Linked DNA regions of Homo sapiens: regions 1, 3, 4 and 5 are each linked to region 2. A link is a contact called in ENCODE Hi-C or POLR2A ChIA-PET data. All regions are on one chromosome and are shown on one strand. Each heading gives the region's core, a stretch centred on a gene start or an enhancer-like site at or near the end of the contact. The rest is flanking DNA. Distances are from core to core; before and after follow the strand shown.

The links. Hi-C counts contacts between places; a loop is a spot of excess contacts on that map. ChIA-PET counts read pairs that join two places held with the same protein, here RNA polymerase II (POLR2A). Pooled maps may share reads with other maps.
Region 1: a map of naive thymus-derived CD4-positive, alpha-beta T cell shows a loop between it and region 2 (3-fold over the local background). The contact joins the promoter of RBM45 here to the promoter of CCDC141 in region 2. A Hi-C loop is called at or near these places in 1 of 168 maps with a recorded cell type or tissue (naive thymus-derived CD4-positive, alpha-beta T cell) and 8 of 50 pooled maps.
Region 3: a pooled map shows a loop between it and region 2 (5-fold over the local background). The contact joins the promoter of CHROMR here to the promoter of CCDC141 in region 2. A Hi-C loop is called at or near these places in 7 of 37 single-sample maps with no recorded cell type and 9 of 50 pooled maps.
Region 4: a loop to region 2 is called in a map with no recorded cell type, with 2.7 times the contacts of the local background. The contact joins the promoter of TTN-AS1 here to the promoter of CCDC141 in region 2. A Hi-C loop is called at or near these places in 2 of 37 single-sample maps with no recorded cell type and 4 of 50 pooled maps.
Region 5: a pooled map shows a loop between it and region 2 (4-fold over the local background). The contact joins the promoter of FKBP7 here to the promoter of CCDC141 in region 2. A Hi-C loop is called at or near these places in 4 of 37 single-sample maps with no recorded cell type and 8 of 50 pooled maps. POLR2A ChIA-PET finds 5 or more read pairs at or near these places in 1 of 52 experiments (activated T-cell).

Annotation. Positions count from the first base shown.
Region 1 is chr2:178,111,017-178,113,716 of GRCh38, reverse strand. It overlaps RBM45 (RNA binding motif protein 45), which reads right to left and starts at 1,280. Exons shown (of 10, transcript NM_152945.4): 1 at 871-1,280. The coding sequence starts at 1,170. RefSeq lists an enhancer at 1,075-1,244.
Region 2 is chr2:179,048,852-179,051,551 of GRCh38, reverse strand. It overlaps CCDC141 (coiled-coil domain containing 141), which reads left to right and starts at 1,415. Exons shown (of 24, transcript NM_173648.4): 1 at 1,415-1,712. The coding sequence starts at 1,611. RefSeq lists enhancers at 1,339-1,418, 1,429-1,678, 1,869-1,918.
Region 3 is chr2:178,412,328-178,415,027 of GRCh38, reverse strand. It overlaps CHROMR (cholesterol induced regulator of metabolism RNA), which reads right to left and starts at 1,369. Exons shown (of 5, transcript NR_110204.1): 1 at 915-1,369. RefSeq lists enhancers at 1-452, 240-499, 1,001-1,200, 1,030-1,605.
Region 4 is chr2:178,521,873-178,524,572 of GRCh38, reverse strand. TTN-AS1 (TTN antisense RNA 1) reads right to left here and starts at 1,382. Exons shown (of 7, transcript NR_038271.1): 1 at 937-1,382. RefSeq lists enhancers at 1,355-1,504, 1,181-1,693.
Region 5 is chr2:178,477,333-178,480,032 of GRCh38, reverse strand. It overlaps FKBP7 (FKBP prolyl isomerase 7), which reads left to right and starts at 1,433. Exons shown (of 4, transcript NM_181342.3): 1 at 1,433-1,754. The coding sequence starts at 1,534.

The DNA of each region.
Region 1 (2,700 bases), core at 31-2,530, 940 kb after region 2:
GAGTAAGCTGTGACATCTTGGCTACTACTGATCAATAACAAGGACATTATTGAGGGCTTACCCTGTGTGAGGCACTGTGCTGACAGCACATATTATGTCAAATAACCCTCAAAATGATCCTTCCTGCCATGTGTCATTATCACAATGATTTGGCTCTTCTTAAGGCAGTTTACTTTGGTCTGCTTTCAAAGAAAAGTTGCAGTAACAGAAAGGGTCAAGAACCAAATGTATGCTATTAACACTTTCAGAAACAGAGCTCATTCAAAACAATTTTCCAAAATAACAAAATGTGAAGAATATGTAACAGTGACCGTTTTAAACACCTGCACTTATTCTTTCTGTACATGTATTCTTTCGCCTGGTACTAGGAAAACGTCCAACACCAGAGGTCCCTCCCCAGTTTAAAGTACTTCTGTCAAGTTGTTAACGCCTCATCTGTACCTGAGGAAAAGTAGAGTTTTTCCGTTTTTTATATATGGAAATCTGGGCATCTGAGAGAGGAAGGTCAGAAAAGTACTCAAAGTAGGCTAGGACGAGTTTGGCAGTGAACTCAAGAGCTGGTGGATTAGTGAGGGCGAGGGAGAGGGGAAGCCCAGCCACTGCTGTTCTGTCACCCGGTGGCCGCGGCTGCCGGGTCCGCTCTCGTGGGGCAAACACTCCGCATCCCGTCCCCTTCCCTGCAACCCGGCGCAGCTTCGTGGGAGGGGAGCCTCTCCTCAAAGCAGCCCCTGTCCCCAAGCCAGGTGCTGTCTGGTCAGCTGCCGGGAACGGATGTTCCACTCCTCCCTCACCCCGGCAGAGCAGCAGGTGAAGGGAGGTCCAAGAGGCCCACTCCTTCCCCCGAGGGCACCCCGACCCGGGCACCCGCACCTTGATGGGCTTGGTGTCGTTGGGGCCGAGGCACTGGCCATGCATCTCCTCCATGGCCCTGCAGGCCTGTGAGCTGCGGGCGAACTTGACGAAAGCAATGCCCTTGGACTCCTTGGTGTGCTTGTCCCGCACCACCCAGATGTCCTGGATGTCGCCAAAAGGCGAGAAGCGCTCCCTCAGCACCGACTCAGGTGTGTACTTGCTGATCACAAGGAAGATGCGGCTGTTGGGCGGTTCGTCCAGGCTGTCCACGCCCGGGCGGAAGCCCCCGCCGCTCGCAGAGCTGCCAGCTTCGTCCATGGTGCTCCACCCGAATGCAGGAGCCTCACTGCTCTTTGCTTCTGCGGTGTCTGCCACCGCTGCTGTCTCACACCCAAGCCTTTGCCGGCTCGGTGCTCCGCTTCCGGGAGAAAGAGGAGTCCGGCGCCAGGCGCTGTCCAGCCGCGCAGGATGAGGCCTTCCGGGGAGCGGCCTGCAGCGCCCCCTGGCGACGCGGGGGACCCTGACCCAGTCTAAGTCTCAAATCCTCAAATCCAGCTGAGCCTAGGCCCAAGTTATCAGTTGTGCAATCGTTCCCTGCAGGCAGAACAGCGCTGCCTAATGCACAGGCTTTCCCAACGCTGGCTTTACCCCACCCCTAAGGCCAAGGATTCTTTCCAGTGTTAAAGAAAAAATTATTCATGACACTCGTTAGAGATGGTACAGGAAGGCCGACTTTGACAAAGGGAGCCATGGAGATAGGTCCAGGGACAGCTGCAATGGGGTCTTGCAGTGGGAGAGAGAGATTGGACTGAATTTTGACTCTAATAAGGACAAATTTCTAACCAAGAAGCTTGGTGGGAGGTCAGTGGATGGAAAATTACAAAGAGGGAACATCAGTGTTAAGGAGGATTCTGGCTAAACCAACTTGACAGGATAGTTGCTGAAGGCAGGCCAGGGTGATTGATATCCATGGTAGTCAGACACCAAGAATGAGGATTTTCACTACACTGATTCAGCAGGATTCTTGCTCAAATTGGATTCTACAAGGACAGAAAGCCCAAGATCAAGCCTAGTCAAGCAGAGGACTCAAAGGAGCCTAACTAAGTTTTGGTCAAAGTGGAGAGTTGTCACCATCTTGGTCATAAGCTCAATAGATGATCAATATAGGACAGAGTTCAAACTATATAGCATTAGAGTTGGAAGGAAGCTTTGAGATCATTCAATTTCAGCGTCATTTGTTAGAGATGAGGAAACTGAGGCCTATAGCATAGCCAAAGTAATAGAGATAAAAAGTACGACTAAAACCAGAACTAACTTGGCCAGGCGCAGTGGCTCACGTCTGTGATCCCAGCACTTTGGGAGGCCGAGGCGGGCGGATCACGAGGTCAGGAGATCGAGACCATCCTGGCTAACACGGTGAAACCCCGTCTCTACCAAAAAAATACAAAAAAATTAGTTTGGCGTGGTGGCGGGCACCTGTAGTCCCAGCTACTCAGGAGGCTGAGGCAGGAGAATGGTGTGAACCCAGGAGGCACAGCTTGCAGTGAGCAGAGTTTGCACCACTGCACTCCAGCCTGGGGGATAGAGCGAGACTCCACCTCAAACAACAACAACAACAACAAAAAACCCAGAACTAACTCCATCTGTTGATTTACTCAACTTCTACAAGCAACCCTGGGGTTGGAGGGCAGTGAGGGTGGACTGCTCAGCTGTGGAACTAAGAGAAATCATAGAGTGCAAGCAAAGTGGGAAATGCCTTCTTGTTAACAAGCCTTAGAGGAGAGGTCAGAAACCCAGTAGAAATCCAGAAACAAGGCCTGGATTTAGCAGTGGCATTGGAATGAAGTG
Region 2 (2,700 bases), core at 166-2,665:
ACCTCTTTGCAAGCTCTCCAGCCCTGCCATAAAATGAAACCATTTGCAATAGTTGCTACATCATAGCTTGCTCGGCATCTGCTTTCCTGAGCTCGCTCCAATTGTTCCCTTCATGGGGTCAGGTGAAGTTCGTGTTGCATAGGGACTAGGATCTAGGTATGGTTTCCATCTCACTGGGGCAGCAGGCAGATGCTGAGCGCAGAGGACATGGGTGGTGGCTACACAGCTGCAGAGCAGCCATGACATGCTCTTGGAAACAAAAATAATTGAACACTGAAGTATGTGTAAAAGTACTTTTCCCCTTTGAATCAAGAATATGATCATGAACCTTAGCAAAACAAAGCAATGGAGCTGACTCAGTCTTCTAAACATTGGCCCTGAACCTGAACCTACTATTAAATTGGGCTAAAAGGTTTACAGAGCAAGTGGATTCATTAAAACTGTTTTTTGCTATATTCTCTGTTGTGGCTTTGTCCCAGAGATTTCCAATGCTTCCAGCAGCTTTGGAGTTAGTAACTCTGATATGTTTGCATCTGACTTCTGACCTAAACTTTAGTGTTATTTTCAGCTGTTCTTTGACAGGGAATCCAACAGCTGCTGTTTAATACCACAGACAACTTGTGACACAGGCTGAGTTTCTAGCAATAGGATTAATCTACCAATGTGGGGCACTGATTTGAAGCTGGCTATAATTTTCCTGAACAGGAGGTGGGGGTAGGGAATAAAAAGCCTGAAGCACAGTACTTTCCTTTTTGTTTTTGTTTTTAATTGCAGCAAAATATATGTCTTAATAACTTTTAACCACACAGAAAACATTTTCTTGCTGCAATTAAAAGGTAACAGCAAAGTATTTTGCTTTCTCATGGTATTAATAACTGAACTTGAAAACCTTGTCCAATGGAGCAGAATAGTCACAAAGAAAATCTGAAATGATAGGCACCTATTTATAAATGCTGGTTGAAATATTTTTTAAAAATTCCTAAGAAATCTGAGGCTCTGAGAAAATGTGGCTATTCCATCTAAACTTCATTTAGCAAAGAACAGTAAGTTTTAGAAAAGCAGATTAATCTAAAAATGTGTTTTAAGCAATTTGTGACTTAACCCCAAGACAAATACCAAAACTTTTTTAAAGTACACTTTGGTAGTTCTCTTTGCATCAGAGAGATTTCAAAAATCTTGAAAAGATTGATAACCAGGTCAAAGACTTACTTGTTTCAAAGTCCATGGTTACAATGGCATAGTTTCGGTGGCAAAACTAATTTGGGTTGTCAGGATGTAATTTTTTTTTCCATTTGTTATCAAACATCAGCTGATAAGGAAAGAGCTTGAAGCTGTCCTCCACATTTAAGATAACAGCAAAAATAACAGGCACTTAGTGTCACCATACTAGGGGCGTGGCAATTCTCTCTCGTTCGCTCCTTTCTCTCTCACGATAAACTCAATGGGGTTGTCTATTTTTAACCTCCTGTTCTTTCCTTTTGGCAGAGTAATCAGTGTGAGCTGAGCTCTTTCCCTGAATGAATCCAAGTAACCCTGGCCTTCTGAAATGACCAGCAGACACACAACTGTCCAGAGGCTGCCCAAAGTATAAACTCTGGTTCTAAAGTACCATGTCCAGCCAAGGAAGTCCTAGTGTTGCGCTTTCTACGACGACAGTCAGTTCAGTTGCTGTGCAGGCTGGGGACTCCAAAATCGTTATAGCTGTCATAAAGGTAAGCTAACAACTTCCTTTTTTCTGTGCGGCTGTGGGCTTCTAGCTGTGTGTTGAAAACCCTAAAGAACATTCCATGCAATCGGCAGGACACAGCATAGAGAAGACAACGCAGCAAGCACTCTTACTGCTTTCTAAAATGGGCTACTAAGAGAAACCTCTACAAGTTTCAGCAGTTACCAGAGATTCTCTTTCCTTTCAGTCAGCCAGAAAGCATCTATAGCAGCTTGATTTAAAAAAAAAAAAAAAAAGAAAAGAAAGAAAAATAAAGAAAAGAAAACCTCTAGCATATACTGTCAATTTGGTCTTTAAAAGCAAGGCATTGGTAACTGGAAGTTCATGATTGCCTGACTAAAGAGTCCAATGGACCTGTGGAATGCTTGTGATTTTTGAGAGTGGATGTGATGGAGGTGGGAGGAGGCAGGTCCCGACAGACAGGGGGAGGGCACTGCTTTAAGCACGATGGAACTCAGAAAACACCAAGTAAAGGGCTCCGACATGTGCCCTTTGCCACACTGGTTTTGACATGGTAAAGAAACTACTAAATCCTTGTCCAGTAACGAAGACCATGCAAGGAAAGGTACAAAAGCTTTGTGTCAAATTTGCTCTTAACAGCAGGAAGTAGAAGCCACTTAGGGTTTACAATTACTGCATGTTTTATGACAACCCATTTGCCCATTTGCAAAGATGACCACACATCTTTAGGCTGAAGAAGAACTCCATGATTTTATTCTCCATGGAAATGCCCTGTAAAAAAAAGCTTTCAAGCACTAGGCTTGGGCTTTAGATGATATTCCACCTAAATAATTCAGTGTTTAATGAAGGGAAAGCTGGCAAACAAGCTGATGGTCACAAACCAGTTACTTTCAGGTCCCCACCAGGTTTAATTGAATGACTTTTCTGGCCTTTTGTTAGAGCATGGACAGCAAGCCATGTTTACTTTAACTTAATTGCTGTGAATTTTATGGTAATGTGAAAATTCATACCAG
Region 3 (2,700 bases), core at 120-2,619, 640 kb after region 2:
CCCTAGTGATCTAGTCTTATGCCTTCTGGGTACATATTGCATCATATCTTTAAACACATCCAGCTTCTAGAATGGTGCTGTACACGCAGGAGGTCGTTGAGCTTCACCTTCCTGCTAATGACAAAATCAGCAATTGCCTTTAACCACAGGAACTTCAGCCCGTTGGTCACTAGGGGGAGACACACACGTGGTGGGCCTCTCCAGGCTCCTCAAATCCCGCCAGAGTCGCCACTGTGTAGTCTGCCCAGAGAAACCACACCCAGTCTTAGGAAGAGGAAACTGACTGCCATCCATTTCACGCTACTGTGGCCGGCGAGCTCAGAGTGGAATCATTTGCAAGGCAGCTCCTCCAAGAATAACCAAGCCGAGATCTAGCTGATCAACGATTGAATTTAGAGTAAAACTTGACAGAATAAAACTCCCTTCGGTTTGTCCGTACTACCTGGGTTTGCAGAAATGCTTTTCCTTAGCATTTAATTTTGGGACCTGTAAATATAACTGCTTTTTAGATGCATTCCATAATCCTCAATTAACTTACTGCAGTAAAAAGATAATTAGGTTAATATAAACTGCTCCAAGGGGTTTCTGATCAGACTGAATTTTATTTCATTTGAAATAAGGTCGTTGTTTAATCTTGCAAGTTAAATAATCTTGATTTTACGCTGAATAGGGGCCTGAGATAGATGAAAGAAAATTTCCTTTTCATACATGTGAGAAATAAACTGTTTCTTACACTCATATTCACAAGTGTGACCGTTAGTCCAAGTTGAGGCAATTAACATATTTAGGAAGAAAAAAACTTCCTCACAGAAGGATTGGCATTGGCCCTTCTGAACAGTATTGCAAAGTCTGAAGGAAAAACCCTATTGACACCACTTTCTAGCCAAATGCTATAGGACGATATCAATACTTACTGTACTGAGTGGGCATTTATTTAGTTATTTCACAGTGAAGATATCTTTTCTGGAAAATTCCTCATAAGAAAACTGAAATTCAAGCTCCTGCTCGTTCTTCAGCCACCGCTACTCGTTCCTGCTTTTTGTGCCCATAGGTTCTTCTGCCCAAAACAAAAGCTGTTAAATCACCGCGGCGGCGCTGACGTCAGGGAGCAGGGCCGCGAGGCCCCACCAGGTCGCCAATGAAGCCTCCCCTCGGCTCTGCCGGGGGCTTTGCGGGGCGCATAGAGGCTCCCAGGCGGATAGAGGCTCCCAGGCGGAGGAGTCCGGGAACCCCTAAAGACCCTTTAGGAAGCAAGGTCCGGAAAACCAAGCACGAGCAAGAGGCCCCGGGCGGCTGTATCCCTGCCCGGCGAATTCAGAGGGAGCGGGCGCCGCGGCCACCCAAGAGCAACGAAGACGGCGGCGCGGAGGAGAGGATGGGGAGGGGTGTGGGCCGCCCAGAGGCGCGGAAGCTGGGAGCACCGCGCGGCTTAGGAACTAAAATAAATGCTTGTCTGAATCTGCCCCGGGTGGGGGATGAAGGAACAAGGGCTTGGGAGGAGACCGATACATTTTAGAAATTGCCGGTGGGGGAGCCAGGGGCGGTGGCTCACGCCTGTAATCCCAGCACTTTGGGAGGCGTAAGGCGGGCTGATCACCTGAGGTCGGTAGTTCGAGAGAGACCATCCTGACCAATATGGAGAAAGAAACCCCATCTCCACTAAAAATACAAAATTAGCCGGGTGTGGTGGTGCATGCCTGTAATCCCAGCTACTAGGGAGGCTGAGACAGGAGAATCGCTTGAACCCGGGAGGCGGAGGTTGTAGTGAGCCAAGATCATGTCACTGGATGTTATTTGTTAATTTTTTGATGTACACTGCAAGATCACACAAGAAATGAAGCTATTAAGCCCAGGTATTGGGCCTTTTATAGGGGTGTTTTTTCATGGTGAATGGGTAAATATGTCTCTACTTTGTGTGCTTATTAAACAACCCTGACTATGTGGTCTTGAAAGGAGAGATCCTGCCTTAGTTTCGCCTCTCATTAGCCTTATGTGAGAGCTTTTTTTCAGAGACAGGCAACCAGGAATATTTATTCCAGAAGCAGTCATTGCAGTGGAGAATTTGGGGTTTGAATCATAGAAGACAGAACTAGATAAAATCCTAGATGTTACCTCCAATCCCTTCATTTAAAAATTTGAGGTCACCCAGGCCAGGTGCAGTGTCTCACGCCTGTAATCTCAGCACTTTGGGAAGCAGAGGCAGGTGGATCACCTGAGGTTAGGAGTTCGAGACCAGCCTGGCCAACATGATGAAACCCCGTCTCTAATAAAAATACAAAAACTAGCTGGGTGTGATGGTGCACACATGTAATCCCAGCTACTAGGGAGGCTGAGGCAGGAGAATTGCTTGAACCCGGGAGGCGGGGATTGCAGTGAGCCCAGATGGCGCCACTGCACTCCAGCCTGGGCGACAGCGCGAGACTCTGTCTCAAAAAAAAAAAAACAACAACAAAATTGAGGTTACCCAAATTAAGAGAATTGGTAGTTAAGACAGACCAAGATTAATAACTTTTAGACATTTGTAGACCCTAGTTATTGGGGGTGCTAGACTCTTAACACTTTTCCAAGAAAAGGGGTAAATCTTGTGTTTCTTAATTCGGAAGGAAAAAAAAAATCTACCACTTGCAATTTGGCATGGGCCAGAGGCAATATTATCAGTTATATGCCTCTACGGTGTGATATTGAGTGATATACATGGAG
Region 4 (2,700 bases), core at 133-2,632, 530 kb after region 2:
CTGTCCCTCAAAGAGCATAGTGAACGGAAAAGGACAACTTCAGGGAAAATGATCAGTTGTGAATCTGAGTCCATATTGGCTACTGCAGCTCCAAATTGAGACAGAACAAATAAAGGACCTCAGAACTAAAGAACTATTTTATTCCCAAGTCTAGATCAGTTGTTTTAAAAGCATGGTAGAATGACAGTATATGGAAGACTGACACTATTTTAAATAGTGTCATTCTACTATGCTTTTTAAACAACTGATCTAGACTTGGTAATAAAATAATGCCAAAAATATCTGTATTTGTCCACTTCAATTTGTTAATCATAATTATAAGCCTATGATGTTATTTGCCTAAATTCACCTCCTTAATGTAGGTACAGGTGACCAAAGCTGAAGCAAATGTACTGTCAGTTTTCATTCTCCAGAGAAAAATCCTGGGTCTTCATTAATTTATTCAGCAAGTTTTCCGTCTTAAGTCAGATTCCCTAAAAGCAGAGCCTGAGACGGGGATTCTTGTCTCAGAAATTCTTTGAGGGATTATTACTCTCAGGGAAAAAGGGAATGGGGCAGCCAGCAGATAGGGCAGAGGAAGCAAGCTGAGCACGAATGTGGTCTCAGCAGAAGCCTCAGCCAGATCTCACAGGGAGCTTCAATCGTACCACAGAGTTGGTTCCATCTAGGAGCAAGGGGGCTGACATTTTGTACCCCCTTACCAACCAGTCAATGGCTACAGGCTATAAGCTGAGGGGCTGAGGAGGGATGGAAGAGGGAAATAAACCTTCCCAAGTGAAGAGGGGTGCCTGTTGGCCAGGACAATTCTCCGTGGACTAACGCAGCCAAACAGTGAACAATCGAGAAATCGATGGAAGAATACACATTTCCTGGGCATCTAAGTGATGCCAACAGAACCCACTACATCATCTTACAATGTTAAATGCCTATTCTTACCTTAAAATGAGAGGCAGGACTGGCTAGGTGATGCCTAAGGATGATTCCCAGCCTTGACATGCTGGTATTCTCACATATCCTATCCGTGGCTGATATAGTCTGTGCGGATGAAAATTCCAAAACCGAAGACAGGATTTCGCACTTGCTAAAGTTGGAGCTCCCAGGCGCTGAGATCCAATTTGGGCCTGGGAGAGTGGGGAGGGAGAGCAATCTGCCCAGTGAAGGAGAGCTGCGCTAAAGGCAAGGTTTTACTTCTTTTTATCCCTTAGCGAAAAGCCCACTGCCTCTGAAAGTAGCACGGTGTGGCCACACGGACACATGGGGGAAGTCAGTCAGAGGCGCTCCAACAGAACGGCCAGAAGCCCCTTTCCTGGCTTACCAGGCAGCCTCCTTCCCCTAACTCCTCCAGAAACAGCGCTCCTCTGAAGACGCGGGGGGAGGGTCTTCCGGCCCCACACCCCACCTTCCGCAACGCCAGGAGTGGTTCCTCAGCATTATGGCGTCATTTCCGAGTCAGACCCGCTCTTCTCTCCCCATGTCAACAGAGGGCGACAGGGAGCACCAAGCCGAGGCGTGCTTTTTGGTTCCAATCTACGCCCTCCACAAAACCCATGAGCAAGCTTCACTGTCATCCTGCCCCTTTTTTTTATTCACGTCTATTTTATAAACCCCACACCCTGGCTACATGATCAGCCGAATCATGTTGCAATTACATGTCTGCATTCAAAACCCTGAGGGCCCCGCTCAAATCTAGGAACTGCTGTTTACTAACTTACTTCACCTGGGGCAGGTTACCCAACTTCTCCATTCTTTGACATTCTCGTCCATAAAATGAGAATAACAGCAGCAACCTCACAGTATTATTGTGACGATTAGACAAGTTACTACTTGTAAAACTCAGAACAGCGCTTAGCAGAGCACCCAATAAATACCAGCAATCATTATTCTGTTAGGGACCACAGTACAGAATATTGAAGCTAGGGACTAGAGAAGCAGCACTTTAGAGGGGACCTAGCCTAGGTCTCACTGGTACTCATTAGATGTACGGCAGGCCACCTTTATTCTTGGGCAACCTGTCCCAAGATCCCCCAGTGGAATCCTGAAACTGTGGATAGTACTGAATCCTACAAATACTATGATTTTTCCTTTTTTTTTTTTTTTTTTTTTTTTGAGACGGAGTCTCACTCGTCACCCAGGCTGGAGTGCAGTGGCGCAATCTCGGCTCACTGCAAGCTCCGCCTCCCGGGTTCACGCCATTCTCTGGCCTCAGCCTCCCAAGTAGCTGGGACTACAGGCGCCTGCCACCACGCCAGGCTAATTTTTTGTTTTTAGTAGAGACAGAGTTTCACCTTGTTAGCCAGGATGGTCTGGATCTCCTGACCTCGTGATCTGCCCACCTCGGCCTCCCAAAGTGTTGGGATTACAGGCGTGAGCCACCACGCCTGGCCATGATTTTTCTTATACGTACATGCTGATACGGTTTGGCTGTGTCCTCACTCAAATCTCATCTTGAATTGTAGCTCGCATAATTTCCACCTTGTGAGAGGGACCTGGTAGGAGATAATTGAATCATGGGAGCCGTTTCCCCCATACTGTTATCATGGTAGTGAATAAGTCTTACAAGATCTGACGGTTTTATAAGGGGAAACCCCTTTTGTTTGGTTCTCATTTCTCTCTTCCCTGACACCACGTAAGATGTGACTTGCTCCTCCTTGCCTTCGCCATGATTGTGAGGCCTTCCCAGCCACGTGGAACTGTGAGTCA
Region 5 (2,700 bases), core at 184-2,683, 570 kb after region 2:
AATACATAAAAGCCTTCCTATTTCTGTTTGCTTCGTATTTTCCTCATATTCAAGGGGTCTGAAATTATCTCCTAGGAAGGCAATGTGCAGCAGACGGGGTCCTCTGACAAGGAATGGCGAGGGCCCCCAAGGAACTGTCATCACGCCGATAACCTTGGATAGCCACAATTTTATTTAGAATATAAAACATGGAACTCGACTTCGGAATTTTAGTCTAGAAATGGGGACTTCCCCCTAGCTTTTATGATTTTTGAAACTCCTGCTTGGACGCAATTGTCATCTTGCATAATCGACAGTAATTTTCAGGTTTATGGAATTTTGCAAACTTTAAGCAAAGCACATCAATCAGGCTCAGTGCTGCGGCTTTTCTTCGCATCACCGAGGTAGAATAGCACCTCTACTCCCAGAACTTAATCCAGGCGAATGCAGAAGGCCTTTGCTGGTTTTCTGGTTTGGGTAGTCTTTGGGTATTCACTTGGAAACAAGGCGAATTGATGGATGGATAGAGTGATGGATGGATATGTAATAAATATAATATAGTTCAATGACAGGATCCAGATGGTGGGTGTAGGAGAGTTTACTGTAGAATTCAACTTTCTGTGTATTTTAAAGGTTTTCATACTAAAATTGGTGGTGAAGTGGTGTTGTCACACAGATTTGACCAAATCCCTGCTGCGTATTAGCTGTGAGATTGGGACAACATGCCCAATACTCAAGTTTTCTTGACTGATGTGGACAATTACGTATCCCATGGGATGGTACAAAAAAGTCAAAAGAACATTCCCCGCACTACCAGAGGCCCTCGAATCAAGGGCGGCCCCGAGTGGCGGGGAAAAGAAATGCAAGCCAGCGGAGGATGCTGAATTGTGGAGGTCGGCTCTCGGAAACGCCTGCAGCCAGGCAGAGGAGTTGCGGTACCGCAGTTTCGTTGCATCGGGCTGGCCTTCAGGTTGTGCGACTCAGCCTGGAACCTCTGAATGCAAGATTCCGACCTGAGAATGCGCTTCAAGGACACCTCCGAAGCACCCAGAAAGCCACCGCCAGCCTATTTTTTACGCTCCTTTTCCAGCATGCCTCTCCCTCCCCCCAGTATCTATCTGCTCGTTCCCTAGGGGTCTTAGAAGCCTTTTGCTTCCAGAAATGACAACCATATTCCCTGACTCTACGACATCCCAGGCTGTTTATTTCGTCTTATGCCAGTTTCATTTTAGAAAATGCGAATGTTGTCACCGAACCCTGAGGAAACCTGCTGTAAAATACGCGGGTTTAGCGAGAAGAAGCGGAGCGAGTGTGCGTTGCGATCTTAAAGACTGAGGACAGCCAGCCCGAGGGCCTAGAAACAGCGTTAACCGCGCTGAGCCCGCTGCGGGAGGCGGAGGGGTTGGGGCCATGAGAGGGCGGGGCCGCATCTATGGCCCCGCCCCGGCCCTTTGTGACGCAGGACAACGCCTGCCACGCGTCGGAACTCGGCCGCGGGACATCCACGGGGCGCGAGTGACACGCGGGAGGGAGAGCAGTGTTCTGCTGGAGCCGATGCCAAAAACCATGCATTTCTTATTCAGATTCATTGTTTTCTTTTATCTGTGGGGCCTTTTTACTGCTCAGAGACAAAAGAAAGAGGAGAGCACCGAAGAAGTGAAAATAGAAGTTTTGCATCGTCCAGAAAACTGCTCTAAGACAAGCAAGAAGGGAGACCTACTAAATGCCCATTATGACGGCTACCTGGCTAAAGACGGCTCGAAATTCTACTGCAGGTAGGAAATGCTGCGAGCTGCCCGTGCGTCCAGTTGCACAAAATCTTGCCTGCCTCCACCAAGCGGAAGCCTCATTGGTTGGTTGGTTGGGGTTTTATTTTTTAACGGTAAAAGTTGAGCCCTTTATTCATTAAAAAAAATCACATTATATGGCAGTGTTTCTCTAATAAACTGAATATTTTTATTTAAAGTATTGAAAATGTTGTGGCAATAAATTATCAAAAATACGATACATCCACACACACATCAACCACCACCATTACCCTTGGGACCTCCAGAATTAAATCAAGGTTCTGCCTATAAGGATGTTCACATTTTTCCCTTGCCAGAAGTATTGAGTCTTTACGGAGGAATACATGGAATAAAGAGATTTAATTCTGGCCTTCAGAAGCACGATTTTTATAGGTTGTGGCCACTTTCTATCAAGAAAAACAGTTACTTCCCTGGTGACTTCTGGTGGGCCCTGCTCCCTCATTCCACCTGGTGCCTACTCTGATTTAATTGATGGCTTATTACTCAGAGGGAGAATCTTTTCTTTACCCTGTAAAGATAGGACTGGGAAAAACAGTTCCATCCATTTAGAATAAAATAGAGAAATTTAATAAGAATTTATACAATTTTATAATTTAATAAGAATTTAATAAATTATATCATTAGAATTTAATAAGAAAATATACCATTTTAAATTACTATTAAAATGACTTTTTGAGGCTAAAACTGCCCTATCATTTTTTTACAACAAACCCAGGGAGTTAAATGAGTTCTTTGTACAAGCCATGCACCTAGTTAGGGGCTGGAGACCCATTAAAAAGTTAACTGTTGAATAGTTTTTGTAAAGATAACAATTTTAAAAAATGAGATGGCTGTTAATGATTAACTTTGGGCAAATCATACTTCTTTCTGGTGATTATAGGGAAGTTTGAGTCAAACACCCCATTAAGGGTTT